2 separate regions of the Homo sapiens genome follow, and region 2 is linked to region 1. The links are chromatin loops, found by intact Hi-C in ENCODE. Cell type or tissue: dorsolateral prefrontal cortex. All regions are shown on one strand. Each heading gives the region's core, and the rest is flanking DNA. Links, peaks and the distances in the headings are about the cores only.

Region 1 (16,010 bases), core at 4,965-12,964:
GTGATTTTGCTCTAGTTTTTCCATTAAGAAAATAAAAAAGAGGTGGGGAGACCTGAGGGGTGACATGGCTTGCTCCAGGTGACACAGCCCATCAGTGAAAAGTGACGTCTTCAGGCTTCTATGTGAGTGCTTCTTCCTAGATGCTGTCTACAGCCTCCCCAGACCCACATGAGACAGACTGGGGTCTCACCTTGTCGCTGACCTGCCTTGAGACCTCAGACAACACCAATAATTAAGCAAGCCCGAGTGAGCACATGCTCCGTCCTCACCTGTTTATTCACATGTCAACTCCGCTCATCCCATTGCAGCCCTGTAAGAGGATGGGTGGGTCCCTAGTGAGGGGACTGAGGACCACTGTGGGGACCCCAGAGCCCTCAGATTCCTGGTGACAGCAGCTGGTCTGCCCCCTGTCTGCCAGCCTCTGAGCCTCTGCTAATACACCCTGGAAGGCAGGAGAAGCCGGATGACCCTGAGGTCTTTTGCACCTGGTGCCACTGAGGGCCTCAGTTGTGCTGTCCTGGTTGCTCTGCAAAAGCTTTAGGACTGGGCACCATCTAGAGTTGGTGTATCTGGAACCAGAAACTCTGTTGGCTGCCCCAGCTCTACCCTGAGTCAGGGGAACATCGGTGTTGCCCTGGGCTTGGCCTGCAGAGCTGGGGTGGGTCAGGCTTTGGGGTGACCCTGTGCCTGGCATTGGGAGGTGCTAGCATTGGGAGGTGACTGATCTGGAAGAGAAGCCAGGCCTCACAGACCATGGTGATGTTCAGGGAAGAAGCTGCTGGTCTTTGCCTGCCAGGCAGACCTGCCCTCCCCAGGCCCCATCCTGGAGCCTTTGCTCTTGCTGTCTATCTCCTGGGGAGCCAGGTGTCCAGTGGAAAGACGGGGTTCCAAGCCACAGAGACCTGGACTCAGGTTCTATCCCTGCCACTTTATGGTTTGCACCGTCTTTAACTCTGAGCTGTATTATGAGACCACAAAGGTGATTGCTGTTGAGTCCAGGGCTCTTCAGACAATAGCCCTACATCCTTGGTCTCAGAACCCAGAGGGAAGGGACCTCGCTTTTGTTGAGCATTTGTCATGTGCCAGGCTTTGTCCTGGGCATTTTAAGGATGGCCTGCTTACTCTTCACAGCAACCCCAAGAAGGTAGTCAGAAACTGGATTTGCAGAGCCCAGCGTGGGAGCCAGTATCCCCATGTGCTAATTGGAGCTTAAATTTAATGAAATGAAGTTAAATGGGCCGGGCACGGTGGCTCATGCCTGAAATCCCAGCACTTTGGGAGGCTGAGACAGGAGGATTGCCTGAGCCCAAGAGTTCGAGATCAGCTTGGGCAACATGGCGAGGACTCATCTCTACTAAGAATCAAAACAAATTAGCCAGGGGTGGTTATGCACGCCTGTAGTCCCAGCTACTCAGGAAGCTGAGACAGTGGGATAGCTTGAGCCCAGGAGGTCGAGGCTGCAGTGAACCATGTTTGCAGCACTGCACTCCAGCCTGGGTGGATAGAGCCAAATCCTGTCTTAAAAGAAAAAAAAAGAAGAAGAAGAAGAAAAGAAAATAGTTAAATGGAATTTAAACTCAACTCCTCAGTTGCACTGGCCACACATGTGCAGTAGCACATGTGGCCCCTGCCTCCTGTTTCGGGCAGCACAAATCAACATTTCCAATACTGCAGAAATTCTGTTGGCCAGCAGTGTACTGTGTTATCCCATTTCATAGGTGTGAAGTTGAGGATGGTTGGTGATTGTCATGCGTAGGGTCTCAGTTGGATGAGGCAAAGTGGGACATAAACCTGTGCCCATCAGTGCAACATAGCTTTCAGCACCAACATTCTAGGCTCTCCAAGCCCAGCCCAGATAGCTCCCCTTTCATGAGCCTTCCATGAGTCTGAAGGCCATGGACTGTTTTCTCTGCATCCTGATGCTGAGCCCAAGGCCTGCCCCAGGGCAGGCACTTTGGGGTGAGTATCTGGAGTGGGTGATGGAAGGAATGACTGACTGAACATGGTCTGCTGAAACTTTGGGGCGAACTCACTCCCCTCCTGATAGAACTAATGTGGGGAGGGCAGAGCCAGCTGCTGAGGAGTGATGGATGGCCCCTCTCCCAAGATAAATGTGGCAGTCAAGGTAATCGGATTGTGTGTGACGGTCTAATTTGTAGGCGAGGGGAGGAAGCGCCCAGCCATGCCTCGCCCCAGCCGCCCGTATTAGTTTAATCAAATGCCCAGTATCTAAATGACTGGGCCCAAGTGATGGATGATGTGAGCTTTGTTAAATGTTGTTGCCCTGTCGAGCCAAACTTCCCAAGGCCCTGCCCGGCTCCTGGACTGTTTAATTTGTTTTTTCTTGCTTGGTTATCTCTGCGTGGGGCAGGGAAGGGGGGGCTGGAGCTCTCCTGTCTGTCTTAAAGCCTCTGGTTTTTCATGGAGGAGAAGAGAGAGGAGGCCAGACCTAGGGGAGGAGTGGGAGGGAGTCACCTTCTGCCTCTCCTGAGAAGCCTTCCTGGGTCGCTGCACAGTCTTGAGGAGCCCAACTCCCCAGAACCCTTCAACAGGGCTTCATCGTGCACCGTGTGGCTTCTTCTGTTCCATGCAGACTCACCCTCACCCTGTGCTTCTCACTCCATTAATGGGGTATTTTGGGATGCAGGACATTCTTCCATAGGAAAATTTATCAAGTTTCCCTAATGCTTAGTGCTTGTGTTTCTTGAGAATTTCCCCAAACCCCAGATCATGAAGATATTCTCTATCACCTTCTTTTTTTTTTTTTTTTGAGGTGGTGTCTCACTCAGTTGCCCAGGCTGGAGTGCAGTGGTGCAATCTCAGCTCACTGCAACTTCTGCCTCCCAGGTTCAAGTGATTCTCCTGCCTCAGCCTCCCCAGTAGCTGGGATTACAGGCTCACACCACGCCCTGCTAATTTTGTATTTTTAGTAGAGACAGGGTTTCACCATGTTGGCCAAGCTGGTCTCAAAGTCCTGACCTCAAGTGATCTGCCTGCCTTGGCCTCCAAAAGTGCTGGGATTACAGGTGTAAGCCACCGCGCCCAGCCTTTCCTCTGTCACCTTCTAGACAGTATGTTGTTTTGCTCCCCCTCTCTCCACTCCCCTCGACTTTTTGTTGGTCTGTGGTGTGAGGTAAGGGTCACGTTTCCGGTCTGGTCATTCTGAGCTCTGAGCGTCTGCTGTGTGCCCCAGACTAGGCTGTGTCCTAGCAAGAGACAAAAGATGAAAGAGGCACAGGCGTGACAGTGAGTTTGAGTTCAAAACAGCATGCATACTCTGCCAGGCTTTGTGTACCTGCAGTGCCCTGCCTTCCATCAGTGTTAATTGTCACCTGTGTGCCAGGTATTGTTCTAGGCACTGGGGATGTGCTGGCGAATGTAGCACATGGGAACCCTAGCCCTGGTAGAGCTTTTGTTCCAGCATGGAGGGAGGGGAATCAGGACTTTAAAAGCAGGTGGTGATAGGTGCTCTGAAGAACAATGAGGCAGGGGAGGAAAATAGAGGGAGTCGGTGGTGGGGAGGTACGACAATTCATAAACGGTCAGGTCAGGGAAACTCTGGCTGCATGAGGATGAGGGGGTGAGTGAATCACGTGGCTGTCCAGGACGAGAACCTTCCAGGCAGAGGTGGCAAAGTCTCTGGTAGGTGCCAAGGATAGAATAACCCTGGAAGGAAAAACCCAAAGCCACCAGCAGTGGTTCCCCTTTGGAAGGAATGGCAACAGGGAGGCGTCAAGGAGACTGTTTTTCAATGCACGCCTTTTATTCGGCTTCTGTATATTTCTAATTACTTCTTCAAAATAGCATTTCAAAGTGAAGAAATGGAACGGTGAGGTGGAATCATCGGATGTGATGGGGAAACTGGGTTTGGAGGCTGGGGAAACATTAGCTTTATAAGGAGAATGGATTTGTGTAGTACTTATGTAAATGAAAAGTAATTGTATTAATTAAAACTAAATAGATCCCACTCTGCTGTTTTCGCTGGTTGTCCTTGGGCAGGTTTTCTTAACCTCTCTGAACACTAGTTTCCTCCTATCAAATCAGGGTAGTTGTCTCCACAGGATTGTCAGGAAAATGAACAGAGAAAGGAGGCGTGTCTCATTTCTGCCTAGCCTGCAGCTGACCTTCCCGAGGACACGTCCCTGCATGACCTGGCTCTCTTCAGGGCAGAGAGAGACTGTATCCCTGTCTTCAGATTCTCCAGGGGTTCGAGACCCCAGAAAGGCCCAGACTCTGCACTCCGGCTCCCCCAAGGGTAGTTGGATGTGCTCCAGACCCCCAGGCTGAGCGTCATGAAAGACCCTGTGGCCCCGCCGGGTGGTCGGGTTTTTGACCCGGCCGGCCCCTCAGAGGCCCATCCAGTTCGTGCTTGCCCAACTGGTGCGCGCTCAGCTCAGGCCAGCTGGTCACCCAGCTCCAATGCCCCTCCCTACCCGGTGTTCCCTTCCCTCTCCCTACATTCCGTGTTAATTTTTCATGGCCTCCATCAGAGGCAGAAGGCAGAGAGCTGTTTTCTGCAGGGAGAGAGCAGGCGCTGGAGGGGGAGGAGGGAGAGAGCTGCGTGCTGATTAAACACTGCAGAGGCCTAAACAAATGACGGCTCCCTCCCCCAGCTGCTCTGGAAGAGAAACAGGGAGCCTGGCCTGAACTGCAGATGGCCCAGGCTGCTGTCTGTCCCTCGCCTACCTGGGGCTGCTTCCTAGAGCCGGCAGTGAGGCGGAGCCTGCAGGACCTAGTTCAGTTCTTACAGCCACTCTGTGAAGCAGGCTCCAAGGCAGAGGGCTGAGGGACACCAGCAAGTGGTGTTGCTGAGAGATGCCGGGCAGGGGACAACAATGCCCTCTCAGAGTAGAAGCTTTAATTAGACCACACATGCAAAGTGCTCAGAACAGTGCCTGGTCTGAATCAAGTTCTCCATCCATAGCCACTGTCAAGGTTACCTTGTTACACCTTTAGAGCACCGAGGTGAGATAGGTTTGCATGCAGGCAAAGAAACCAAGGTGCACACGCCTGCCAAGATCACATAGTTCATAACTAGTAGATAAAGCCAGGGCTCCATGTGCCTGACACCCTTGTAAGAGTCCTTTCTCCTGTCTCATAGGCCAGGGAGAGAGAGCTCAGGGTCAAATCTCCAGAGCTTTGAATGCAAAGGTCAGGGGAGGTCCACAGCAGTATCAGCGAACGTTTGCCAAGCACATGCTTCTGCTGGCCCTAAGAACTTGCTTATGTCCTGAACCCAGAAGGGGAGAGAAAAGAATGTTTCCCCCCTCATCTTGTTCATGGAGTAACAGAGCACCTGCATCTTGCAGGCACTGAGCTCATCCCTTGGTCTCGAGCAGTGGTTCTCAAAGTGGGGTCCCCAGGTCAGCAGCATCAGCAGCACCTGAGACCTGGCTAGAAATGTATTCGTTGGCTCCACCCCAGACCCACTGAATCAGAAACCCCACTGGGGGTGGAGCCCAACATGCATGTGTTTTAACAAGCCTTCCAGATTATTCTAATGCATGGGCAAGATTGAGAATCCCTGGCCTGGAGATCCAGGCTGCAGTGAATCATTCAGCCCTGCTCTGGGACCGCACCATCCAGACATCACCCCAAGTGTGTTACACTGAGTAACAGGTGCAGCCAGGAAGCACCAGATGTAAATGGCATTCTTATAAACCATTTTGATTTTCATTGCAACAAGGCAACTGGATATTTAAAGAAACCTCACAGAGAACCATTTCATCAGGTAAAGAATCTTCTACAAAAAGAGAAATTCTCTCATTTCCTCCCTCCCCTCAGTGTTCTATAAATTCAGTCCCTATCTCAGGTTGTCTTGAACGGCGTGTGCTTGTGCACGACTAAAACCGGTAGCTAGCATGCTAAAAGAGTGACATGTATTCTCCAGAATGCACAGGGACCCCTGCAGCTGGGAAGGAGGGCCCAGAGCAATGAATGGAGACCAGTCTGGTGTTTGGGCAGCCAGTGGGCATCCACTGGGCAATCTGCTGGGGACTTGGAGAGGTTTAATAACAGCCAGGCATATGTGATTTCCAGGGCTGTCAAGCCTCCATACTCTGGGTTTCTCGGAAAAGGAATGGAACGACCGATTAGGAAGTCAAGACGTAGAAACATGAAATGTGCCAGCCGTCAGCTGCTTCTGCTGGATGAATGGATAAGAGGGAAAACCCTACAACAGGTTTTGGGTCGAGAACCCATCTGAAGGTTGTCATCTCCCATAGCACAGGGTCAGAAGGGAGCGCGTAAGTACCACTGCATGCGCCAGCGCAGTGGCGCAGTGACAGAGATGGTGCCATGCGCTCCTGAGCTTACAACACGTGTTTCCAGAGTGGTCACAGCTGGCGTGGAGCCTGACCTCGTGGCTTCGGTCTTTGCAGGGTTTAGACCTCAGGTGCACTAGCTCAGAGTTAGAGGAACGAATAGCCTTCTGAGTTTCTTGCATCAGGAACCTGAGAGTCTTGGCAATTAACCAAGTCAGTCAGGCACTGTAAGCAGGGAAGGGTGGGGTGGAGTCGGGGGTGCAAATGGTTGGAGGTGAGATGGTAGAGTCTGGTCAGCAGAGTCACCCAGCAAAGCGCAGCCCATCTCAGTTCCTCTCCTGCCCCTTGTTACCACGGCACAGGTCTCCTGAGTCACTCTTCAGGTTTGGGAAGATTTGTGGGTGTTTTCTTTGTAATAAACAGTGATGCCCTAGGCTCACCACCTCCCCAAGGCTTAGTGTCAGCACCGGGCCCCCAGGACAGAGCCCATACTCTGGATTCATGAGCCCAGGCTGGGTGGAATGAAGCCACTTGAGAGGTCCTGGGGGTTGTCACTGGCAGGAAAAACCAAGGGCTTGGAATTGGACACTAAGGGTTGAGGTCAAATCAAATCAAGGGAGTACATGACAAGGTCTCTCGGTGCTCAAACACATGGTCTCTTGCCGTCTGTGAAGTCCGGACAGCCATGATGTGTAGACCCCAGGGTCTTTTTGACCCTAGGGAAGGCCCAGCCTCACTCCAACCACTTCTTCTTATGCTGGGTGGGAGAGGACACAGCTAAACTGCCTACACCCACCTGGGAAGGGTAAGGAGGGGACCTCCTCAGAAAAGTAAATTATGCAGGGAAGAAATTGATTCACATAACCCCTCCTTACCCTTCCATCTCCCTGAGAGCCAGCAACGGGCAGTGATGTTTAGCCCCGAGGAAAAATTACATGCGGAATGGAAAGCAGGCGCTCAGGGTGGCTCCTGCTGGAATGAGAGCTGGAGTGCAGGCTCCGTGGTTCCTGGGCATGCGGGTGTGGCTCAGTTCTCACCTTGCAGATGGAGTGGGACTGTTGACCCAGGCCAGCCTGGGGACTGCCTCCTCACCTCCCTGCGCAGGCTGACCTTGTCACCTTGCCTCTTGAGCTTGCCTCTCTCCTGCCCAGAGGTCCTTGGAGCAAAATGGAGGTCGAGAGGCATTTGGCACTCACGCCTCACCACGGACACTGGTGCATTCTTGGGTACCTCTTGGCCTCAATCTATTGCTGGGGGAGGGAGGACTGAGGCCCATTGCTGGGGCCCTGAATGCAGGGACTGTAACCACCCATCCCCTTCTCAGGGCACCTCTCCCCTCTCCAGCACGCTTGCTTTGCTATTAGTGCTACCTAATTTCCTACTGAGGTGGTCTAGAGCTCCTCCGCCATTGCCCTGCCGCCAGCAAATTTTTATCCCTAGGGTAAGATGACAGAGGCCAGCCTTGGCCCTGGCCTGCCACATACTCAGGTGTGCACTGAGGCACAGTATCTAGTTTCTCCAAGATAGGGGCTGTGACCTGTGACTACCCCACCTCCGGAGGGGCTTGTGAGGGTCTGAGGAACGAGGAAATGTGAGCCAGCCCCTCACAAGGGCACAGTACATGGTGACAGCTCCTGTGAGCTGTTCTCAGCTAAAAGTGCATGGTAGGACTAAGGGGGCACTTTGCAGAAGCATTTATTGGGGTACCCCCAAAAAGAAAGGGGGGCATTCCCTTTCTGTGGACAACACCCTCTTGAGCTTGTTTTGGGATGTCTTTGATGGCCCCTGAGTTAGAGATGATAGTGTGAGGTGGCAGGGAATTTTCTGGGCTGGGGTTTTAGTCTGGCGTCTTATCCTGGGTCCATGCATCCTGCCCAGCCTCCACTGGGTGAGGCATGGCCAAACCGGTTTGGGAAACAGCACTGACAAAACTAGCCCTGACGGCTCTGAGGTTCCCTGGAGTTCAGTTCCCAGGGTGAGTTCACACGCCTCGAGGCTCCCAGTTCCCAGCTCCTGACAACCCGGGCAGCCCTTGGGGAGAGGGGGCGGGCGTGCGAGGAGTGTTCCTAGAGGGAGGGACAGGCTGTAGGCCCTCTCTCAGGCCAGACTGGACCACAGGACCTGAGAAGGCAGGACCTGCCCAGCACAGGGAAGCAGGTAGGGCAGGGTGAGCTGGGCCGGGAGCCTGCTTGCAGATCCCAGGCCACCTGCACCACCCAACTAGCCAGTCCTCCCTATGCACAGGGCTTCAGCTTGTGTGGGGACCGGGGGTGGGGGCAGCAGAGACGGACAGGGTCACTCGCAGCCCAAGCGCCAGCAGACAACTCCTTTTTTTTCTTTTCTTTTTTTTTTTTTTTTTGGCCTTTCTTACCCACAAGTGATGGTGATAGAGGTACAGGGAGCAGAACATGGGAATGATCTAGAAAACTCAGGAGGAGCTGAAACTCAGTTCAGCTTGCTACTGATGGTGCTGAGGCAGCAATACCATCAGTCTGCCGGAGACTGAGATTTTCCCCCAAGGAAAACCTCTCTGATGTAGGTTCCAGGGGTCAGCTGTCAGGGTCACCAGAGTCCAACTCACAATGCCCCAGAAGTGATGTTTTCTATAACCAAGGAGAAGGCCTAGCCCCTCAGCAGCCCCAGCAGCTGAGACCACAGGGTGCTCCCCACCCATCCACTCTCCTAGGACCCTGTCACCCTCAGAGTCCTGCAAGCATCGGCTGTTTGACCTCAGCGAATCCACTCTACTCTCTGGGCTTTGGCCTTGATCAACGGAGCAGCCCAACAGGGTGAGCTCTCTGGAGCCCCTTCCATCTGTAATCCCTGCTAGCGGTGTGGAGAGGCAGTCCACCCCAAGTGTGCAGACAGACAGCTCACCCCATATCACCTGCAAGATTGAGAAGAAGTCATGCAAGGTCAAGACTGGCCTGCGCCCTGAGAAACGTGACCCCACTTGGAGGCCAGGGCTGATTCAGGGGGCCACAGACTTCAGAGAGCAGTGCCCACCCCCTGTCTTTTACATGTGGCCAGAGACGGGAGGAAGTTGCCCACAGTCACACAGGAGGTTCAAGAAGCTGGGGTTGGCACCAAGTCTTAGGAGTGGGAGGCAGGCAGGAGGCACAGAGCTGTCTCCTGGGGATATGCCTGCTCTCAGACATGATGTCACAGAATTATGGGCATGAAAGTGGGGCCTTCGCGTACCAGCAGTGGGCGGGGCCGTTGTCCTGTGGAGTGACTGTTTGAATCACCCCTTCTTGGGCCTGGATTTCCCTTTTGTAAAATACAGGTAGTGTAATCCTTGGCAGGGTCCTAATTGGGTCTTGGGAGGTTTGAATGAAGTAGGAAGAACCACACGGCTGGGAGAACCAAAAGGTTGTGTGCTCCCACGGCCCGGTTAGATCCTCATCCACAGCAGGGTGAGTCGGGCCAGAAGGGGTGCCCCATCTTACAGAAGCACACACATGGCCCTGAGGCTGCACTGATGGTGCGGTGGTCTCGCTAGAGCCAACCCTGGTCTCCTGGGGCCCAGTAGTCACTGCCCCCGGTCCGAGGACTGTGAGTCTCTGTGGTCATGTGCTTCCTGTGCTATTTCCTCCTGGGAGATGACCCAAGAGAGCTGGCAGGGAGGAGGCCCCTTTTCCTATTTCTGGGGCACCCAGCAGTGACGGGTCTACAGGCAGGAAGTCCAGCCCCAGAGCCCCAGCCTCCAGCCGGGCAGAGTAACAATTCTGCGGCTAGTTCTGTTCTCAGGGCTCATGAGTCAGACCACTCATTCCTGCTTTGAGTAAATCAGCCAGAGTAGGAATCCTAGTTCCTGCCCGTCTCCCACCTCCTTCTGGACACAGTGGAATGGGGCTGAGGAGGGGCTTGGGCTCTGCCCACCGCCCAGGCCTCCTATTGTGGAGAGGACAGCTGCAAAGTCCCCCCAGCCCCTGTACCCACACACTCCAGAGGAGGAAGGGGTCTGCCTAGACCAGCCTCCTGGCACTGCTTGGCCTGAGAGCAGAGTCAGAAATGAGTGCCTGTCGGGGTGGCCCTGTGAGGGCCTGGGGTGTCTGGATGTGGGCACAGTTGGGTGCTAGGGGAGCACCCAGTCCAGTAGGGAAGGGGGCACTGTCTGCCCCAGGGAGCACCCAGTGTGAAGGGGTGGTGTGAGGCTGGGCACTCCTGAGCATCTGCATGATTTTCTTGGAGATGGGTGAAAGAAATTGTATTTTATTTGAGCAATTTTCTACAGTACTTAGGTGGAGAAATGGAGCACCCTCTGCATCCCAAGGGAACATGTATACTACAGCAACACTGCTAACAGTTTATTCCCATGTAATGCTTTCTACATGCCTGGTATTGTACCAACATTCTATGTATAGTAACTTACTTAATCCTCATGGTAATTTAGGTGGTAGGTGCTACTTATTATCCCCATTTTGCAGAAGGGAAAACCAAAGCACAGAGAGCTAAAGTAACTTACCCAAGATCACACAGCTGCTACGTGGCTGAGCTGGGATTTGAACCCAGGCAGCCTGGCTCCAGAGCTTGTGTTCTTGGTCACTCTGCCTCCTGGAGGCAGGAGACAGCATATTACTGCTTTTGGTTTCCAGGTGGGACTCTGGTGTGAGATGGGCCGTCTCTCACTTGTGTTGACAAAGGGGCCCTTCCTTCACCTCATGGTTCCTCACACCAGGCCAGTGAGCAGGAGAGGTTCCTCTTAGTGTCTGTCCATTTTAGAGATTTGATGAGGAGTCCAGGCCCGTGTTGACTCAAACCCCTGTGTCTGCTGCACTCTCCCGCCCCTCCCAAGCCCTCACCACCACTTCTTTTCTGTGCATGGCTATAGAACTTGGGGTCCCAGGGATATTCAGGAGACCCCATTGCCTTGAACTCCCAGGCTTCCCCGGTCCCAGGACCCTGTGTTTGGGAGCTGAAAGAGGAGGATCAGAGGGTAGGGGAGCACGGCCTGGGCCCAGGAGCAGAAGGAGCAGCACTATCTCCAGGGAGCCCTGGGTGAGATGCTGGGAACATCTCACTAACATGAACAGCAGCGCCGGCCCCTGAGCAGAGGACGACCAGGGCTGTGGCTGGCCCCCACGCTGTATGAACTGTTGCTGCTGTGAACTGCTTGCCTCCTGTTCCCCGTGACTGGGGTGGCTGTGCATGTCATGAAACATGTGTCATGTGACTCAGTTGTAGGTTTTATTTGAGGACAGCACCAGTCTCTGGACACATTCGTGATGAGATTCCTTTCAGAACCCTGTTTCTGAAGCTGGTTTCCTGCCCCCAGGAATGGGGAGCTGCTGGTAGGTTTAAAGGCCGCTGAGCGCCTGGTCACAGATGCTGCTCCAGTTGTCCGGGTCTCAGTGTCTGTCCTTCCTTCCCAGTCGTCTCAGCATATTGGGTTATTTCTAGCTGTGATTCATGTCAGTGTGTTAGTCATCTGTTGGCTGCATAGCATGTGCTAAACGCCGTGCTGGGTGCCAGGGTTGTAGAAGTGAAGCCCCCAAATCCGATCGTGGCCCCAGGGGCTCATGCTGTCGCTACGGAGCACCATGGCATTCCCCTGGGTAGTGTGGCCCAAGATTCGTGTCTGCATCCATCAAGCAACTGCCATCTACCAGGCCCTGTGCAGCCTCTGGGGATACAGATTGGAAAGAGGTAATCAGAATGCATGGGTGGAAGAAGTCCTCTGACCGCGTTGCAGAGGGCAGGTTGGCAGGAGGCAGGTTTGGAGATGGAGAGGAATGACAGGATGCTGTTGTCATAATTCAGAGGAGAACCGGCAGGGCTGCAGAAGGTGATTGGATTGGAGCAGGCAAGGAGCAAAGGGAACAGACTGCAAAGATCATCAGGATGTGGTGACCAGCGGGTGGGACAGGGAGGGGCCCGTCTTCCTGAGGCAGCTCGAGGTGCTCCCTGGGATTCTAGTGGATGTGGGAGCAGGAACTTGCGACATGTCAGAGGGGAGAGTGTGAGGACCAGTGTGGGGGCCTGGCTCTCCTGCCCCTGACTCAACAGGCAAGCCCCTGCAGCTCCCATGCCCAGTCTCCCCCGCTGCGGAGTGGCGCCACTCTCACTGCTGCTGCTACTTCAGAGGGTCTTGTGTGGCCTTTTGTAAGCTCATGGGATGGAAGCATCTGAAAATGTATCATTCATATTTTTATTGGAATCATGAATCCCACTTGCCACCTGCCAGGGCATGGTTTGAGGATGAGAGGGCCCTGCTTCAAGATGCTGCTGCCATTGCTTCGCAGGCCTCTTCCTGGGCCCCTCTGAGTGCTGCCCCATCCCTGGGGGTCTCCTGGGTCTCAGAAGCACCCCTCCCAACACCTCCCCCCAACACACACACACACACACACACACACACACACACTTTCTCTGTTCTCCAGCAGCCTTTTAGCTGCTAAGATGCTCTTTGATACTTAGGCCTTTGTTTCATTTTGCGTGTGGCTTCCCCAGGCTGCAGTGTGTTCGATGACTCTCCCGCCCAGCCATACATCCAGGCTTCTGTTCCCTTCTCCAGATGGCCTTTCATCCCTCCCAGCCTCCCCCTGCACCCCACTGCTGCTGTCATCCATTCCTGACCGCCAGATCTTACCAGGAGCAAGCATCCCAGGCTTCTCACTGTCCGCACCTCCCCTTGCCTGGCTCCATCAGGAGCGCCTCTTTCCCTATGGCTGCTGTGGCTGCCTCTGCTTTCTTGCTCCTTTTCAAGCCAAGTGCAGCCTGGCGAGGAAGCCTTTCCCAGGTGCCCAGGTGAGCGTACCTGCTCCCCGTGACACCCGACCCGATCGATGCTAACAAAGGCTGGTCACTCGGCCTGTCTGAACAGTACATGTAGATCCACCCTCCTCACCTGGCACTCAGGCGATTCCTGAACTAGGGCTGCACTCCTCTGCCTCTCACCTCCTCATTTGGTCAGCCAGTCCTGGGCGTCTGTGCTGCTAGGAGCTACAGGTACAGGGGCAAATACAGGGCCTGTCACTGCCCCTGGGGAGGGCACGCCTGAGCAAGCCAGGACCAGCTGCCCCGGCATCCTCACTCAGGCCTGCCTCACCCGACATCTGGTTTCATTTTTTCCCCCTAACGGACAGACAGTATGGGGGCTGCTGGCTACAGGGGAGTTGCTGGAAAGGTCTTGGGGAAGCAGATGTTGGGAAGCTGGCTCTTCCTCGGTGCCTTCCTGCCTGGTCCCCTTCTGATCCTCAGAGCCAGTGCTTGTTCACTCCCTTTTCTGTTTTAGATGAGTGACCACAGGGTCACTGGCTAGTGTTGGTGCTGCCTTCGCCATAGCATCCTTGGGTGCAGCTGGTGCAGGGCCCTTAGACATATCCACTGGGTCCCATTTATAGAAGATACCAGCCCTGGTCGCACACACCACTATTTCACATGCCACTAAGAAGGAAGAATGCGCCGCCGATCATACTATGGCACAGCGCCACTGGAGGACACGTGTTGCTTGTCAGTGATCTTGGTTAAGTCACGGCTGGTGTGGAGTGGGAACCCTGGTGTCCCCGTGGCTTCCTGGAGACGCTACAAAGACTAGCATAGGCAACAGGAGCATGAGGTCAACTGTCGCTTCTGCTGAGGTCAACTCTCCCTTCTGCTGGCCCCTCAGGGCTGCTGCTTCCCTGCGGATGTGGCAGTGACTATCTGGATCTTATCTACTAAAAGCCAGGGCCCTAGAGGGGGTCATGGGAGAGGCTGGGTCTGGGTCTTGGGCTGTTCTGGATCCTGGGGAACTGTCCCCACTACCCCCACAAAAGATGGCCACTATTGAGGGGTTGCTGTGGGAGTCCCATGGGGTGTCCTAGGGAAAGAAGAAGTAATGCCTTCCCTCCAGGGCCACCGGCGCCTTGCCACCAGCTGAAGCAGAGGCACAGCTGCCTCCAAATGGGGAATTGATTTTTGCTTCCTGCATCTCAGAGCAGGACACTCGATGTCCTCATTCTACCCCTAGGCGGCTCAGAAGGAGGCAGGGGGAAGGGGCCCTGTGCAACATGTGTGCCAGATGAGCACACAGGCCTGCTCATCTACTCAGGGCCCCCACCATCTCCATGAACTTCTGGAGCTTCGTGCCTGCCCAGGCCCTTTGTCTCACCCTCTGCTATGTGATCAGAAGCAGAGATGCAAAGTCCCAGGACCATCCTGTTGTTCTCTTCTCTACTGAGCGAGGCAGAAACACCAATCGTGGTGTAATGAGCATATGCAGGGATTTGTGTGCCTGGCTCCCCTGGGCTTCATGGAGGTAACGCGGTCCCATCCATATGGCTACCCTAGGAGATGAGGAAACTGGGGTGCAGGAAGGTTAAGTCACTTGCTCAAGGTGTCACACAGTAACAGACAACTGGGATCAGGTCTTGGGTGTTGGTTTCAGGCTATGCCTCAGCAGCCTTCACAGTGTTCTGGGATGCGGAGTTGGATATGGGGTTGCAGGGATTGGTGAGGGTCCTTGGCCCTCCGCCCACCCTGCACACTTGCTGGCTTCTACTTGGATATCACAGGGGTTGGCTTGCAACACTAATTTACACCCCATATCCAGTGAAGCAGGCAGCTCCTGTTAAACCCATTTTATAGATGGGAAACTGGAGGAAGCACCATTAGAGATGAGCCTTAAAGAAGTGCAAGTTCTATAAGGAAAGAGGCATGAAATTGCAGGGTGTCTTGTGGGGCTGGCGCATAGAGAGGTGGGCCTGGAGCCTGCTGGGCAGAGGGGGCTTACGAATAAGAGACCACCTTCTGTCTGGAAGGCTCTTTCTTGCCTGCTACAAGCAGAGCACACACGGCGCTGAGAGGCTCTTCGTGCTAACTACATGCCAGACACTTTTAAACACTTTGTAGGTGTTAGTGTCATTCGATAGCACAGTAAGGCTGGGCTCAGTGGCTTATGCCTGTAATCCAAGTACTTTGGGAGGCCGAGGTGGGTGGATCACTTGAAGCCAGGAGTTCGAAACCAGCCTGGCCAACATGGCAAAACTCCATCTCTACCAAAAATATATATATATACACACACACAAAATTAGCCAGGCGTGATGGTGCACAACTGTAGTCCCAGCTACTCGGGATGCTGAGGCACAAGAATCGCTTGAATCCGGGAGGCAGATGTTGCAGTGAGCCAAGATCGCACCACTGCACTCCAGCCTGGGTGACAGAACAAGACTGTCTCAAAAAAAAAAGAAAAAAAATAGCACAATAACCCTAAAGAGTAAGCATTAACATTTGGCAGATAAACCGAAGCCCAGAGAGATTGTACTGTTTGCCTAAGGTCACGTAGGTGTGAAGGGAATGAGGTTTCGAATCGAATCCAGACTTTCGGAGTCCCTTACCCTGAACCACAGGGTTGTAGCTGCCAGCTGAGGTCAGGAGAGATGAGCGCCAAGGCGTCCTCCCAGCCTGCGGAGCTTTGCACGTCATCTTAAGTGGTTTGGACTCAGCAGTGGGGGCCATGTGCGGTTTCAGCAGGAGTGCTAGCCTCGCCTGCTTCACCGCAGTACCTCCAGAACACACAAGGTGCTCAGCAGCCAGTTGTTGAATGAACGTTGGGTGAGTGATAGAACACCTTGGTACTGTAGGTTAGAATGGATCGAGGTGAGGGAGTCTGGTCACAAGGATGCAGTTTGGAGAGGTGAGGGGAGCTCAGTGGGTTCACTTTAGACGAGTTGGGTGGTGCGTGCTTTTACGTTTTACGCTGAGACATTTGAGGAGTGCTTGGAAGTCTGGATTAAGGCTCAGCATTGGCAGTTCGAGTCTGGGATG
Region 2 (16,010 bases), core at 4,308-12,307, 61 kb before region 1:
TTTACTCCAGAGACTGGAGCCTCCATCTCCTCCATTCCTGGGGTTAGTAACCGCAGTTCTCCATCATTGACCTCAACAGTTTAAAAATGTCACCTCACCTGTAGGTGCCTCCATAATCCGCTAGCCATTTGTTCTTTTATTAAGAAACACAGGACACAGCGCTGTCCCTGTGGTCTGCGATGTCCCTCCTGCCATCCATCTACCCACCCTTGGGTCTCACAGGTGTTGCAAGCCCAGACACTCACCCCTCGGTTCCTGTGAGCTGCAGCCCTGCCTGGGAGCAAAGCCCCCCTGGGACCTGGACCCAGCCCAGTGCCCCTTGGCCTTGAACAAAACACTGATGGGCCCCAGGCTCCTCAGAGTAAAACCAGTTGAGGCAGAGCGGGTAGATAGGGGACCTGAAAGCACCTTCGGCCCTTAATATTCCAGGAATCTTTCTGTCCAGAAGCCAGTTCAGTCCAGCCGCCGGCCTCCAGACAAGACTGCCCGTGACCCCACGTGGGGCCAGCCCGAAGGTGGACAGTCCCATCTCCCAGTTTGCTGTTAACTTCTTAAAGCAGGACCTGGGCCCCCGCTATGACTAAACAGAAAAGAACTGCCTCTGAGCCCTGTGGTCGCCAGCTGGGTGGATCTAAGCTCCTGTGCCTGCTTGGGGCTTCCAGGCAACAAGCATTTATCAAGGCCCACCGGGCTCTGCCCCCGGACACAATGTCAGGAGAAAGTTCCTCTTGAGAGGTAGACCCTTATGGGTCACTGACTTGCCCCTCTGCAGCATCCTGTTCTGCAGATGGGGAAACCAAGGCCAGGAAACCAGAGAAGCCCACTCGAAGTCCATCCTGGCTGGGGACACCTGGGTGCTCACTGGAGTGAGGGAGAGGACGGAGGGCCTGGAAGCACACCTGGAACCTCCACAGTGTGCAGGTCTGGCCCCCAGGTCACTTAGGTTTGTCAACAGCGCCCCCTGCTGGCTGCCTGGGCCACCGGTGGCCCTTTGTCCTGGTGGGCAGTGGCCTGCCGACAGCAGGATGAAGGCCTGCCGGGCATGAGGTTTCTTTGTACTTCTCTTCTGTCTCCTCCAGCTAGGAGCTGAGCCAACCCAGGCCTTTGTGGGATGGGTCTCCCTGTCCTGGCTGGCTGTGAAAGTTGAATTCTCTATTGGAACCCTGGCTACCAGTGTTCACCCATGCCCCCACGTGGGACCCAGGCCTTCACTGCCGCATGGGTATCACATGGTGCCTGGGAGACCACCAGGGTCCTTTGGCTCTGATGGGGCCTGGCACCAGGAACTGAGATGGCCTTGCTGAAGGTGGCACTGTCTTGCTCCTGCTCTGGGCTCTCTGTGTCCTTGTCTTCCACACCATGGTTTGTCCCTGACCCCAGGAGCCTTTGTCATGTGGATGCTGGCTGAGGGTCTGTGTGGGTAAACTCAGGAGGACAAATACAGCTCCCGCTTGGGTGACCTACAGAAGTAGCAAGCGGAGCTGCCCTGATTACGCCCCTGCCAACCCAGACCATACACACACACACACATACACACACACACACACACACACACACACACACCTGTACCCTGTCCCCTCCCCAGGACCTGTTCAAGAGTAAAAACTGTAAAGGGAAAGCCAGGATTCTAGAGCTGGCTCCTATCCAACAAGCTGTAACCTCCAAGCCTTAGTTTCTTCATCTGTAAAATGGGGATGTAACTACATTTTCTTATCTGTGCTGTGCCTGGACCAGTACCTGACTCATAGGAGGAGCTCAGCACATGGTCATCTAGTAGGTAAATGTGGGCTTGGACCAAGAGTTCCTTGAACACAAGAAAATGATTTCATTTTAATCTCCGCACGCCCAACCCATCTGGCCTAGGACCCCGCACAGTGTCGTTATTAAAAAGCATTTTGGCCAGGTGTGGTGGCTCACGCCTGTAATCCCAGCACTTTTGGAGGCTGAGATGGGTGGATCACGAGATCAAGAGATCGAGACCATCCTGGCTAACATGGTGAAACCCCATCTCTACTAAAAATACAAAAAACTAGCCGGACGTGGTGGTGGGCGCCTGTAGTCCCAGCTACTCGGGAGGCTGAGGCAGGAGAATGGCGTGAACCCGGGAGGCAGAGCTTGCAGTGAGTGGAGATCACGCCACTGCACTCCAGCCTGGGCGACAGACTCTGTCTCAAAAACAAACAAACAAACAAAAAAGCATTTCTTGGAGAGAAGAAGCATGTACAGATGAGCAAGTGGAGACTAAAGATGTTTGAGTGGATGAGTAGACAGGTGAACAGGCGGGCATTTGTTTTTATTATTGTTACTTATTTATTTTTAAATTTTCTTTTTGGATGCTCCCTCACCCCCCTCCTCCTTCCCCAGGCAGGTATTTCGATAGATAAATGATGGGTGGAGAAATTGGGCTTCAGGGTGTGACATGTGTGATAGGTGGTGGGTGGGATGAATGGAGGGATGGTTGGCAGGGTGAGGGTGGAAGAAATAAATATGGGTACAACCCCCACTTTCCCCTTCTTGCTGTAGAGCTCCAGAAAGCACTTATCAAAAATACAAATTCCCAGATGACCCAGCAACTCCACTTCTGAGCCTATGTTCTCTAGACTAATTCACACACGTGTGATGTGCCGATGTGAACGGTTATTCCTGCAGCACTGCAATGATAAAAATTTGGAGCCGGGCGCAGTCGCTCACGCCTGTAATCCCAGCACTTTGGGGGGCCGAGGTGGGCAGATTGCCTGAGGTCGGGAGTTCGAGACCAGCCTGGCCAGTATGGTGAAACCCCATCTCTATTAAAAATATAAAAATTAGCCAGGCGTGGTGGCAGGCGCCTGTAATCCCAGCTACTTGGGAAGCTAAGGCAGGAGAATCACTTGAACCTGGGAGGCGGAGGCTGCAGTGAGCCAAGATCACGCCATTGCACTCCGCCTGGGCAACAGAGCGAGACTCAGTCTCAAAAAAAAAAAAATTGGAAAAAGCTTCAGGGTCCCTCGTTTCAGGCTGGAGTGTGAGCCCCCAGAGCAGAGGGGCCTTGTCTGAGGGCTCAAGCCTTAGAACAGCACCTGGCAGGGGGCGATGGGCAGATGTTAGTTGGATAATGCTTCATCATACCTAGGAATACTGTGCGGCCATTAAAAAATGAAAAGGTGGCCAGGCGTGGTGGCTCACACCTGTAATCTCAGCACTTTGGGAGGCCGAGGCAGGGGAATCACGAGATCAGGAGATTGAGACCATCCTGGCTAACACAGTGAAACCCCGTCTCTGCTAAAAATACAAAAAATTAGCCAGGCATAGTGGCAGCACCTGTGGCCCCAGCTACTTGGGATGCTGAGGCTGGAGAATCGCTTGAACCTGGGAGGCAGAGGTTACAGTGAGCCAAGATTGCGCCACTGCACTCCAGCCTGGGCGACAAAGTGAAACTCCATCTCAAAAAAAAAAAGTTCTTTGTGTCTTGATGTGGAATAAACTTTGAGATGTATCATCAAGAGGGGGGAAAAGAAAGCAACATCCAAATAATGTGTATAGAATGTTATTATTTTATGTTTTTAAAAATGTGGCAAGAAATAGTGTGTGTAGATATTTGCTTCTAGATGAGACTCTCCAGAAGGGGGACTGATGGCACTGGTTCTCCTAGAAAGGGCACCAGGGGACTGGGGACGGGGTCTGGACCCAGGACTCGATATCTTTGTGGACTTTCTGATTTTTGAACCATGCAAATGAATTACCTGTTCAGACACACATGGAGCAATGAGAATTGCACCAAGAGCTACACATCCTTTAAAGCAATTGGAGGAGGAACAGGACTTTCTTCCAAAGGCTGGGGCCAGGCAATGGTGTTGGGTCCCTCAACAAGCGTGTGTAGAAGGCAGACAGGCAGACAGGCAGGCAGACACAACCTACACTTCCACCAGCTGCGAGGACTTGGCACATCTGGGGCCTCAGTTTCCTCATCTCTAAAATGGAGATGATCCTGGCCTTAGAGAGTGTGTGTGAAAAGGAAAGGAGAGAATGCAGGTGTCCAGCACGTGAAAAGTCCTGGCTGACATGGCCAGAGATGAGGGGTCTTTAGTGGGGAGTGCGACAGAGTAGCAGGGAAGGCTTAGGGCCCCAGGTCTCCTGTCCAGCACCCTGGGTGTGATCCAAGTGTCTGCAGCCTGAACTGTCCACTGGGGGCAGGAGGGCAAATCGAACTGGCAGCGGGCAGTCTTCTGCCTTGGCCCAAGGACCTGGACCCCTAACAGTGGGTGGACTAGGGCTGTACAGTCCTTCCTCTCTCTACCTAGATCCCCGCCTTTGCTGTGTGGCCTCCCTGGAGCGGCCTGGGGACTCCCAGGGCTTTTTCGAGCCGAAGGAGCTTCCTCCACTTAGCTCTGTCATCCAGAGGGAAGTCCCATTCATGCTAATGGCCCTGAGCACTCCCTTCTCCTGCACTTCAGGAAGGGTGAGCCTAGTGCCAAGCCATCCCTGCACCCGCACTGTCAGCCTTGCACAGTGGAAACCGCGGGCTGGCAGTCAGGAACCCTGGCTCCTGGTGTGGGCTCAGACACCACTTGATGTGCCACCCTGGCTTTTCCCTTTCTGTCTCTCAGCCTCAGTTTCTTTATCTAGAAAATGGGTGTGGTGCTCATTCTTATCCTCCTTTTCCAGGAGGGCAAAGTGAAAACAACAGAGTTGTGAGTGGTTTGTAAATTATGAACAACTCAAAGCCTGAGGGACTGGGGGAGGGCAGATGCCACCTGAGATCTCCACTCAGAGCACATGTGCATGTGCATGTGCACTGAGGGTCGTCATATGGGAAGGTCCCCCTGCATGCACATGTATGAACACACACACACATACACACGTACACACACACACGTGGGCCAAGCCCTGAACCAGGAATCCAAGGGGAATTGCCACCCCCTCCACCACCCAAAACACACATGCGCATACAGAAATGTGTGCACCTGGCTGGGCGTGGTGGCTCACACCTGTAATCCCAGCACTTTGGGAGCCTGAGGTGGGCGGATCACCTGAGGTCAGGAGTTCGAGACCAGCCTGGCCAACATGGTGAAACTCCGTCTCCACTAAAAATACAAAAATTAGCCGGGTGTGGTGGTAGACACCTGTATTCCCAGCTACTCAGGAGGCTGAGGCAGGAGAATCGCTTGAACCTGGGAGGCAGAGGTTGCAATGAGCCGAGATCGCGCCATTGCACTCCAGCCTAGGTGACAAGAGCAAAACTCCATCTCAAAAAAAAGAAAAGAGAAGAAATGTGTGCACCTGCATGTGCAGTTCCTTATCCCCTGGTGGGCATGCCTGCCCAGTGCTCACATGTGCCACACATGGAAAGCACCCAGAAGCATTTCCTGCCCTCAGCCCAGTGGGGTACCCCAGGTGCAGCCCCACAGGGCCCAGCAAAGGACTCTGGAACCTGCCAGTGTTGTGGCCAGAGGGCAGTTGGGAGGCTGCTCAAGGTTGGCAGGCCTGGCGTGATCCAGTGACAACCTCTCCTTTCTCTTCGCAGGCTGGACAACGTTCATGGCTCTCGGGTAGAACCTAGTGAAACGGCCAGAATGAATTCTATGGACAGGCACATCCAGCAGACCAATGACCGACTGCAGTGCATCAAGCAGGTGGGTGTGGGGCAAGGCACACTCCGAGGGCGGGGCAGATGGGGCGGGCTGCAGCAGCAGGGCATCTGGTGGGTTCTGGCTGGAGACGATGGCAGGGCCTCCTGACCACCTACCTATCGAGGCCGTTATTGGCATGCTGGCACTGACCAGCCTAATGCTGGAATCACATGCCTGGGTTTCAGTGCCAATGCTGCCCTGTCCCTTTCCACACCCTTCCCAGCTGTGTGACGTTGGGCCAGTGTTGTGGCCTCTCTGGGCTCTGTTTATGTGCAAGGATGTAGTGATGCACCTGGCACTTCCATCTCTCTCCCACCACCTCCCTCCCTAGAACTAAGCTCCCTGCCCCTTTGCTCCAGTCGTTCTCAAAAAAAAAAAAAAAAAAAAAAAGTCACAGGCTGGGTGTGGCAGCTTACGCCTGTAATCCCAGAACTTTGAGAGGCCAAGGTAGGAAGATTGTTCGAGCCCAGCCTGGGTAACATAGCAAGACCCTGTCTCAGAAAAAAAAAAAAAAAAAAAAAAAAAGAAAGAAAGAAAGAAGGAAGGAAGGAGGGAGAAAGAAAGAAAAGAAATTAAAGCTGAGAAAATTTAAAAATATTTACTAATTTATTTAAAAATAAGAACCCATTATAGGCTGGACCCAGTGATTCACACCTGTAATCTCAGCGCTTTGGGAGGCTAAGGGAGGAGGATCACTTGAAGCCAAGAATTTGAAACCAGCCTGGGCAACATAGTGAGACCCCATCTGTATTTTTTAAAAAAAGAAAAAAAAAGCCACAAGACAAGAGGTCCTAGGAAATCATATCATTTTACAGGAAAGGAAACAAGTACAGAGAGGGGAAGTGGGTAGCCTGAGTCCACTCAGCCCCTCTGGTGCTGGGAAGACCTAATTCCAGTGAGTGCCATGGTCCCCACCCTGCTGAAGCTCATACCAAGCCCAAGAGGCAAGCTGCCCAGGAGTTCCCCTATTTGGACTGCCGGGAGGTGGGGAACCTTTCACAGGGGCGCCCCCAAGCGGTGGCCAGGAGTGACGTGCCCACCTGCTGGGCCCAGCTCCCACTGCCCAGGCTGGCAGCTTCCCTGCACAGACCCACGAATGTTATTCACTCCAGGAAGGACCAGGTACAGTGAGAGGGGCATGGGCTTTGGTGTCAGACGCCTTGGACCCAAGTGCTCATTCCTTTATGGACCCATGGTGAGATCTCAAGCTAGTCCTCCATTTCTCTGAGCCTCAGCTTCCCCATTTGTCAAATGGGGCCTACCTCGTAGGATGCTGTGAGGATGTTGTGGGTGATGCACGTAGCCCAGCCCTGGTGTGTGGTGTCCATTGTCCTCAGTATGTCAGTGACAGGGAAGGGAGTGCTGGGGCTCAGGCCCCTGGCCTAGGCCAGCTTAGCAGGAAGCTCAGGCAACCAGCATGGGCTGCTGGCCCCTGGGCTTCCGCCAGGCAGAACTCACAGCCCCCTACCCACCCAGCCTTCCCTCCTTGAGGGCCAGGACCCAGACGGAGCCTCCCCAAGGTGCCTGCCCAGTGGAACTGAGGCTGTTCCTCGAGAACGAGGGTTGTGTGTCTTCTTATTAGCATCGAGCAGAGGAATCTTAAAGTCTATGCAGGGTATGTGGAGAGGAAATTGAAGAAGGCTTGTTACAGATTGAACCCAGCCCAAATGGCTCTCCCAAACGCCAATTACACGCCTCTGTTCACCGTGGCAGAATAGAAACCAGACGCCAAGACTCCCTCCTCCCCCACACTCCCTCCTCCCACTCAGGGTTCTGCAGGGCTCTTTCCTAGCTCTACCTTTCACTCCGTTTCTCCCACCCTTGGCTCAGCTGGCAGGGGCCCCGCCCTCCAATGGAATGCTCATGCCTCCTGTGCATGGGACCCTCTGCATGGCAGGCACACCACTCCTGCCGAGACCTGCTCTCAGCCTCTTTCCTCTTGGCACCTAGCTCCGTATCACCAGGGGTCAGGGTGCACCTGACTTCTTTGGCCCTCCCTGGGTCCATCTTGGGCAGAGGCCCACCAGAAGCCCCTCACAGCATGGCACACAGCTCAGTCACCATTCCGTCGCTTACAAACTATGCAGCCTTAAGTTGCCGCTTCACTTCCCTTCATCTATAAAATGGGCATCATAATTAATTCACATTCAACCAGCACATGCCAGAGCCCACACCACCCTCCCTCACCTGCCCCGGCACACACATGCGTGCACACACACAGAGGGCTCTGCTTTTGAGCCAGGCAGTGGCGCATTTGTGAGTGTGCCCAGATGCCCCCTGGGCCATCCAGAGCTCCCTACGTGCTCCATGCCCCTCCTCCCACATCTCCGGTCAGACACAGCTCAGTGCTGACATCTGTCTGCTCCACAGCTGCCCTAGAAGTCAGCCTCGGCTGGCTGGGGACTGTTGATTCTCAGGCATCCTGTAACCTAATCAGAAGAGAAAGGCAAGCATGTGTGCACGAGCTGAGATGACGAGCTGTGCAGACCTCAGGCTGGTAGGGGCTCACCTCTCCACACAGCCTTCCCTTCCTGCCCTCACCTTGGTTGTAGCCTTTGCTGGCGTTCACCAACCCCCACCCTCTGCACCCTGCTGCCCATGTCCCCTCACAGCCTCTATCTAAGCTGCCTTTGCCCCTTCTCAGCCTCTTGGTACTGGGAGAACCAGTGCTCCCTCTCTGCAACATGCCCTTCTCAGAGATCACTGCCACATCCCAGCTCTACATGGAGAGCCCTGCAAATCAGCTCATTCCTGCTCAGCAGCTGCCCTGAACCCCAGGGGCCCTTCTGAGCATCTGTACCCCATCCCTGAGCTTGAACACTTCCTGGGCACCCAGCTGTCTCACCTACTCTGCTCTGTCTCTCTGGAGCTATGGGCCCTGTAGGAATACATCAGGTCTCCCACCAGGTTGAGCTCCTTGGGGGCAAAGGACATGCCATATTCATCTCAAAATCACAGAGTCTAGCATAGCATCCAGCTCAGAGTGGGGCCCAGCTATTTTAGGTGGGCTGAGGAGAGGGGTGGACTGATAGATGGATACATAAGAGAATGGATGGATGGACATATGGGCAGATAGTTAGATGGGTGGGTGGGTGGACGTGTATAGATGATGAATGGATAAATAGATGAATGAACAGATAGGTGGGTGACTGGATAAATTAACTTCTGGATGAATGGGTAGATAGGTAGATGAATGAAGGGATGGATGAGTGGTGGATAAAGTGGTGAATGGATGAATGGGTGGGCTGGCAAGGAGACAGATGGATGAATTGATTCATTTAGGATGGATGGATGGATGGATGGATGGATACACGCATAGATGGATGAATGGATGAATCACTTGATTCACAGATGGACTGGTGGACAGATGGATTGATAAGATGAATTCATCATTTCAAGGCATTGGTGTGCCCTGTTCCTGCCCCAGCAGACTCAATGGCATTGGATATAGCCCAACTCTTCTGAGGAATTATAGAGATGGGCAGGCTTTCTGATGGGGGACAGAGTACTAGTGTCCAGTAACAGCCATAATTAGGGAGGCCTCTGCCTATGATTCAAACATGTGCTCCCATCCCCAGCCCATCAACGGCTGGCCAAGCTCACCCCTGCCCTGCCCTGGCCCCTCCCTCCACCTCCCACTGGGGCTCATTCTGCAGTGGCCATGTTGCTGGCCTACACAGCAGGCTCACCATCCTTTGGACAGTTAACTGCTCCCCAATCATTTCCCATGGGGTTCAGCCTTGTGCCAGCCTTTGGGGTTCCAGAGGTGAACAGGAGGCTGTTTCTCCCCTCAGGAGGCTCAAAAGAGAAACAGAGAACCGTGGAGGGGCCCTGGCATCAACAGCAGTAGCAGTCTTTCCCTGGGCTCCTGCTCTGTAATGAGTTCCTTGTCGTTTCTCAACTTTGCGGCAGCCCTGAATGCCATCACTACCCCGTTTCACAGATGAGGGTCTGATGTGCAGCAATGTCTCCTGGGCTGCATGGCTCAGCAGCTGAGACGGGGTTTGGACCATGTCTGTTCTGCTTATCTCACTAGATCACTTTGTCTCTCTGTGCACTTCAGTCACCTCTTGGTTGAAATAGGTGACAAGGGCACAGAGAGGGGAGGGGGCTTGACCAAGGCCAAAGAGCTGCACAGTAGCCATCATTGTATTCCCAGCACTTTGGGAGACGGTGGTAGGAGGACTGCTTGAGCTCAGGAGTTTAAGACCAGCCTGGGCAACATAGCAAGACGTCGTCTCTGTTAAAAATTAACAACAACAACAAAAAGTAGCCAGGCATGGTGGTGCACACCAGTAATCCAAGCTACTTGGGAAGCTGAAGTGGGAGGATCACTTGAGCCCAGGAGATTGAAGCTGCAGTGAGCTATGATCGCACCACTACCCCCCAGCCTGGGTGACAGAATGAGACCCTGTCCAAAAAAAAAAAAAAGCCAGCAAAGGGGACACTTGATGTTTTCTTCAGCAATGAGGTGTACCCACAGCCTACAGGCCACACAAGCTGTCTGGGGTGAGCTCTGAACGCTGGTGAGATACTGAAGGCTGGGCACTCGGGTGCCAGAACCAGACTGGGCCTCTGAGATGGACCTCAGAGGCTACCCCTGCACCCAGAGCCCCAAAGTGGGGTGCTGTGACCAGCTGGGGGCAGGCAGCTCTGAGGCAGCATGCAGTGGCTCCTGCCCCTGCTAATTTGGTGTGACATCACTGAAATAAACAGAACAACTCGGTTAGCAGGGGTGGCTGGTGGGCAGGAATCAGCTGATTTGCATGGCTTTCCACGTGCAGCCTAGATACCACCTGTGGCCTCTGAGGGGCATGCTTTAGAGAAAGGGCACAGGAGGCAGAGGTGAGGACCCGCCGCTGCCCTCTCAAAGGGCTTGTTTCTGTATGTTGAAATTACTCCTGTCTCACACAATTCAAATGCAGGGAGCACTGCCTTTGCAGAAGGAGCCAGGGCTGAGAGCGGCCACATGCAGCTGTACTTCCAGGAGAGCCTTTGGGAGACAGAGTCAGGGCCAAGGGCAGCCCCACATGGGAGCACCCCACGCGCCAGGCACTTTGCCAGGGGCTGTATAAGCCTCATCTTGTTTAAGCCTCACTGCGGCCCCGTGATGGAGGGCTTTGTTGCTGCTTGCCTGCCCTCTTTCTCTCCTACATCTCTTTCTCTCCCTTTACTTCCATGGAAGGAGGACATTCTCCTTCATTTCACTTTCCTCCACCCATTTTTAAATACCTTGCCTCGCATGAACTACATTGTAGCAACAGTCACGGAACCTTAAGCGAAAGAAATAAAACCCCACCACCAAGTCATGTTCTGTCATATCCCCATTTTACAGATGAGGCTACTGAGGCTCAGGGAGCTGAGGGGACCATCCTACGTCAGTGGTTGAAAGTGGGTGAAGGCAGAGTGTGGATTCCCGTAGCTCCCCTGCCAATTCTGGGCCCTGCGGCTCCTAGGCCCCTCCCTGCCCTGGCGCTGGGGCAGGCTCATGCTGCAGGTCGAATGGAGGGACTGCCCTGGGTGGCTCCTGTTCTGTTGTTTCTCCCAGTACCAAGGCAATGGGACCTCAGGAGGTGCCATCATCTCTGCAGTGGTTCACACTCCTGTGCTGTGGACACCCTCCAGGGGTCCTTCAGGAGGACACAGTCAGTTACAGCCAAATTGGGCCAGAGCCCCATCCCAGAATCTCACCTTTGCCCCTAATCTGCTCCTTGCTCCTAGCCACATCTTTTGTCTCCTGGACTCAGTACCCAACTCAGAGGGCCTGAGGAGACGGATAAGAGTGAAGGGGGGCATGGGAACCACCCCTTTGCTTTGCACCTCACCCACCCCACCAGCCCTGCAGCCTGGGCCTGAAGCGGAACCAGGAGGCCCAGCACCCTGGCACCAGAATTCAGTCTCCATCGACTCAGACTCTGCCTGGCAGGGGCCTGAGCTCAGGCTGACTTCCCCAACCATGCCAGCAGCCTCTGAGCGGACCCAGGCAGGGCCCAGTACGTCACACACAGCAGCCCCTAGTGTGAGGACAGTACAGGCACGTGTGCTTCCTTCACCCTCCCAGCTGGCTGTGGCCTCCCCCAACCCATCACCTTATGTGGCTAGGGCAGAGCAGGCTCCAAAGCCAGAGCTGGTGGGAGCCCAGTCCTGGGCTTTGATGGCGGTGGCTGGGCAGTCAGGAAGGAATCTCCAGGGCCAACCTGTCCTGGATCAGGGAGGGAGAACTCCCGGAACCCTGCAGGGATCACCTTCCGCCACCCCCACCAGCATCCAGAAAGCACTCTGCTATTAGTCACCAGCCTTCTCTAGACCTTGGTTTTCCTGTCTTTGCAATGGGGCTACTAATCCACTGGGGTGGGGATGGGGGTAGAGGTGGAGGTGAGGGTGGGGGTGGAGGTGGTGGGGGTGGAGTGGAGGTGGATCGGGGAGGTGGGGTGGAGGTGGGGGTGGGGGGGGGTGGGAGCAGGCATGCCGAGCACAGGGTGTGAAATCGAGCATGAGGAAACTTACTGATCCCAGCTACCCCTTTACCCCTTTCTGTGAACCTCCTCCCCAGTGAGGCTGGGTTCTTCCCACCCCAGACCCCCACACGCTGCCTGTGCTACCCTCACTCTTGGAGCCTCAGCCGCCTCCTTTTCCTTTCCCACAGCACTTACAGAATCCTGCCAACTTCCACAATGCCGCCACGGAGCTGCTGGACTGGTGCGGAGACCCACGGGCCTTCCAGCGGCCCTTCGAGCAGAGCCTGATGGGCTGTTTGACGGTGAGTCTGCACCCTGTCCGCCTGCATTCCTGCCCAGGAAGGTCAGCTGAGTGCTAGCGTGCCTGTCCAGGTTTCAGAGAGGTTGTCAGACATTGGGAGGTGACACCAGTGAGAGAGCTGGGAAGACACTGGTGCTGGGGGGATGGCCCTATTTGGTGTGTCCCCCACGTGCACACCCTCAGGGGACCTGGAGTTGATGAGGAGGCACAGTCCCTAGGGATTGTGTGGGTTCCCACACTTGATGAGAAAGACGCAGTGTTCACTTTGCAGGTCACTGTTCCATCATAAGCACAGTAGAGAAACTCTCAAAGGGTTTTCAGCCATTTTTTATCCAGTCATTCATTCATTCATTCACTTAGCAAACATGTATGGAGCTTCTTTTGTCATCATCCATCCATTCAGGTAAGCATTGATTGAGCCCCTCTTACATCCATCCGTCTAACCAAATGAGCATTGATCTCTCATTGATCATGTATGATCCCTCTGCTAAGTCCAGGGAAACTGAAGATGAATAAGGCTTCACCGAGCCTGGTTTCCTCTGTAGCGGAGGAGGCAGATGTGTAAAGAAGTGACTGAGAAAATCATGTCCACAGTGAAGGCAGCACAGGGAAGGGAATCCTGAACTGGCTGGGTGGCGGGGCAGGGTGCATAAAACTGAGGAAAGGAGCTACCCTCCATGGGCAGGAGTCTGCAAAGCAGCAGAGGGGCAGGAGTGCTCGGGGCACAAGCAGCAGAGGGGGCAGGAGTGCTCGGGGCACAAGCAGCAGAGGGGGCAGGAGTGCTTGGGGCACATGGAACAGCATCTGCAAAAGGCCACACACCCGATGGAACCCAGAGAACAGGAAGGGTCGAGGCTGCAAGCTGGGCAGAGGCCAGGTCCAGAGTTTGTGGTATGATCGGCCAGGCTAAGGAGCTTGCCAGCCAACAGGGCCCCATGGAAGTCACTCGAAGCTTGAGAATGTCCCCAGCCATGTGGCCTGTGTCCATATGTGTGATGACCAGGGAGGGCAGCTGCTCAGAAGGCCCTGAGTCCACTTTGAAAGGAATGTGGGTAAACAGATGGCAGGGGAGCCCGCCTATCCTGAGGCTGGGAGAGGATGTCTGGCCAGGCGGGAACAGCGGGCATGGCCCACGGGCACCAGGCTTCCTGAAAAGCTGGAAGGAGACAAAAGGCCCACATGGCCTTGGCCTGGAGAGGAAGAAATAGCGGCAACACGGCTATCGTGACAAAGCATCTGTTCTGTGCCTGGCAGGGAGCCGGCCCACAGAATACACCATCCCACCAAATCCCCTCAGTGAGCTTGGCCTGCAACCCTCCCCCACATTTTACAGAGGAGGAAACTGAGACTTTTAACTGACTTCCCAAGGGCGCACAGCCTTAGAGGTGGGCCTGGGATTACAGCCGAGGCCTGCCTGTCTTCAGAGGGGATGCCCTTGGCCATTAGGGATGCCAGACAGGGATGCAGCCAGGACCCTCCTGGGGCTGCTCAGCTTGTCAGAAGCCAGCACCATCTGGCTCCCTCAGGCCACCGGGCCAAATCGAGCAGCCACCTGCACTGCCCAGTCTTCCTCATCCTTCAGCCCATGGGATCCCCTTCTCCCTCCGCCCCCCCAGCCCCCTAATCCTCTTTGTGGGGATCTGGTTCCAGGCTAAGCCATGTGGGCAGGGACAGATGTTGCCAGAGGCTCCCTCACTTCTACCCCAGCAGAGGATGGAGGAGGTGGGAACCTTGTGTGACGTGTGTCCAGCCAGGCTGCCACAGTCTCCAGCACATTGCCCCGAGCCTGACCCTGTCTATCTAGGATGTGGGGACTTGAGACTGAATCAGAGAGTGGCCCTCACCGGCCTGGATGGACCAGGAACTGGCTCTGCCTCGGTCCTCTTGTCCATGCGTTCATTCATGAACATTCACTGGGCTCTTGTTGGGGGACAGGCCCTGTGCTGGGCCCCAGAGGGACCATTGTCAAGGGGCTGGCCTGCCAGGGGGAGCCTGACATTGAACCCACAAAGGAGCAAACAGGGACATATGCCAGAGCTCTGGGAGAAGGGGCAAGGGTACAGGGCAGGAAATGTCTCCTGAGGAGTTGACCTCCTTGGGAGGATGAGAGAGCAGGGTGCTCCAGGCAGAGGGAACTGCTAATGCAAAGGCCCTGAGGCTTGCTGTGTTCATGAACAGAAAGAAGGCTCAGGTGGCTGGAGCCCAGGGAAGGGAGAAGCATGTGAGATGAGGCAGAGGAAGGAGGTGTAAAGCAGCTAACACAGGGCCCACAGGCCAAGCGAAAGTCTGGGCATTATTTGGAGGGCAATGGGGAGCCCTTGAAGGGTTGTCAGCAGGAGAGTGATGGGCTATGATTTGTATGGGGGCAGGAGCTCTGAAGGGAGCATCTTTTGAGGGCAGGATGGAGGGATCATGGAGGGCTTCCTGGAGGAGGGAGCCCAGAGAGGGCCTCATGAGATCTGGCTGGACAGAGAGGAATCCATGGCAGGAGAGGCTGCATAGACAGTGCCCACTCTCCTGGGCCTCTGTTCCCTGCCTCCAGTGTAAGGCATGTACCTAGTGGAATGGCCCCCACTCCTGCAGCCTGGCCACAGCTGCAGAGACCTGAGTCTAGCTTCCCTTAGAGCTCAGTAGAGCCAGCAGCTTGAAGGGGCTTGGTGGCGGGTAGTGGGGATTGTCATAAACGACACTTCAGTGCTCAGGGTATTTTCCCTAGCCACTGTCTCTTTGGATCCTTGTAAAGACCCTTTGAGGTGGGCAGGGAGTCACCACTCCCATTTTACAAACAAGGCCACTGGGAGCAGGAGCAGCTTACCCTAGTCCCAGGCTGGTCCCACAGACTCCCTGGGAGCCTCTGGGCCCTGTTGCCGGTGCCCCTGTTCCCCAGGCATCCTCAGCCCCAGCCCTGCCCCATGGAGAAGAACGGAATGTGGGAGGTAGGTCCCAAGGGACCTAGGTGGGGCAAGACAGCTGTCCCCTCCCCACACAAACGCACACACACCCTCCCTATCCAGGTGTCAGCCTGAGCCCTCCAGGTTGCTGCAATCCCCGGGGTGACCTCTGGAAGCAAACTCCAAATTCCTCTGGATCCGGCTTACTTTGAGGATATAAATTAAAAATCACTTAGCCCCGAGCAGCAAATGGACACATTTCTGTCATACTCACTTCTAAGCAGCTCAGGCACAATTAAAGTGACCCCAGACCTGGCCCTGCCATCCCGTCTGCTTCACATCTTGAGACTTAAGGATGCGGAAGCACAGGACCCCCAGGCCCTGCCCCAGGGGCCGGCACAAGCCCCGGGCCACCACTTCCTCATCAGAAGCAGGCCCTTCCTCCTCCAGTAGTCGGGCAGAGCAGCCCCTCTGGGCGCCCTCTCCCTCCCGTGGGCTTAGGGAACGGCGGAAGACAGAGGAGACAGTGGGAGAGCAGGTCCAGGAGGGAACCGGGTTTCACATCAGCAGGCCTCTCCTTCATCTCCCCAATGAGGACGCCCTGCAGCTTCAGAGGAGGTCAGAGTCAGAAAGACTTTTCGGGTCCCGCCCCCTGCCAGTAATGGAGACCCCTTCTCCAGCATTCCCTAGACAGCCTGTCCTCCTGTTTTGTGACCAGCAGGCTGGACGCTTTTCAAGACAACTCAGTTGC

The links. A loop is a pair of places that touch in the nucleus more often than their neighbours do. Peaks named below come from ENCODE experiments on the same cell type or tissue, not always from the same donor. Only the 100,000 strongest peaks of a DNase experiment are listed, where the experiment ranks them.
Region 2: it touches region 1 in a loop (2.0-fold over the local background); 2 of 110 quality-filtered maps call a loop at or near these places.

The regions. Positions count from the first base shown.
Region 1 is chr10:79,256,864-79,272,873 of GRCh38, forward strand. The region is part of intron 7 of ZMIZ1 (zinc finger MIZ-type containing 1); the gene reads left to right. Among named protein-coding and RNA genes, the nearest start is that of PPIF, 83 kb to the right of the region's middle. RefSeq lists enhancers at 1-130, 131-1,126, 6,913-7,872, 8,415-8,464, 8,831-9,790 and 1 more and a cis regulatory region at 9,227-10,083. In dorsolateral prefrontal cortex, for the core only: no CTCF peak of the experiment used is centred there; a DNase peak (open chromatin) is centred at 9,908; H3K27ac peaks cover 7,424 bases.
Region 2 is chr10:79,196,081-79,212,090 of GRCh38, forward strand. It overlaps ZMIZ1 (zinc finger MIZ-type containing 1), which reads left to right. Exons shown (of 25, transcript NM_020338.4): 5 at 5,504-5,612; 6 at 12,256-12,369. The coding sequence starts at 5,553. Among named protein-coding and RNA genes, the nearest start is that of ZMIZ1, 140 kb to the left of the region's middle. RefSeq lists enhancers at 4,903-5,403, 5,404-5,904, 10,220-10,269, 13,544-14,418. In dorsolateral prefrontal cortex, for the core only: CTCF peaks have their summits at 6,632 (motif pointing left) and 7,958; DNase peaks (open chromatin) are centred at 6,608, 7,961 and 10,661; H3K27ac peaks cover 1,333 bases.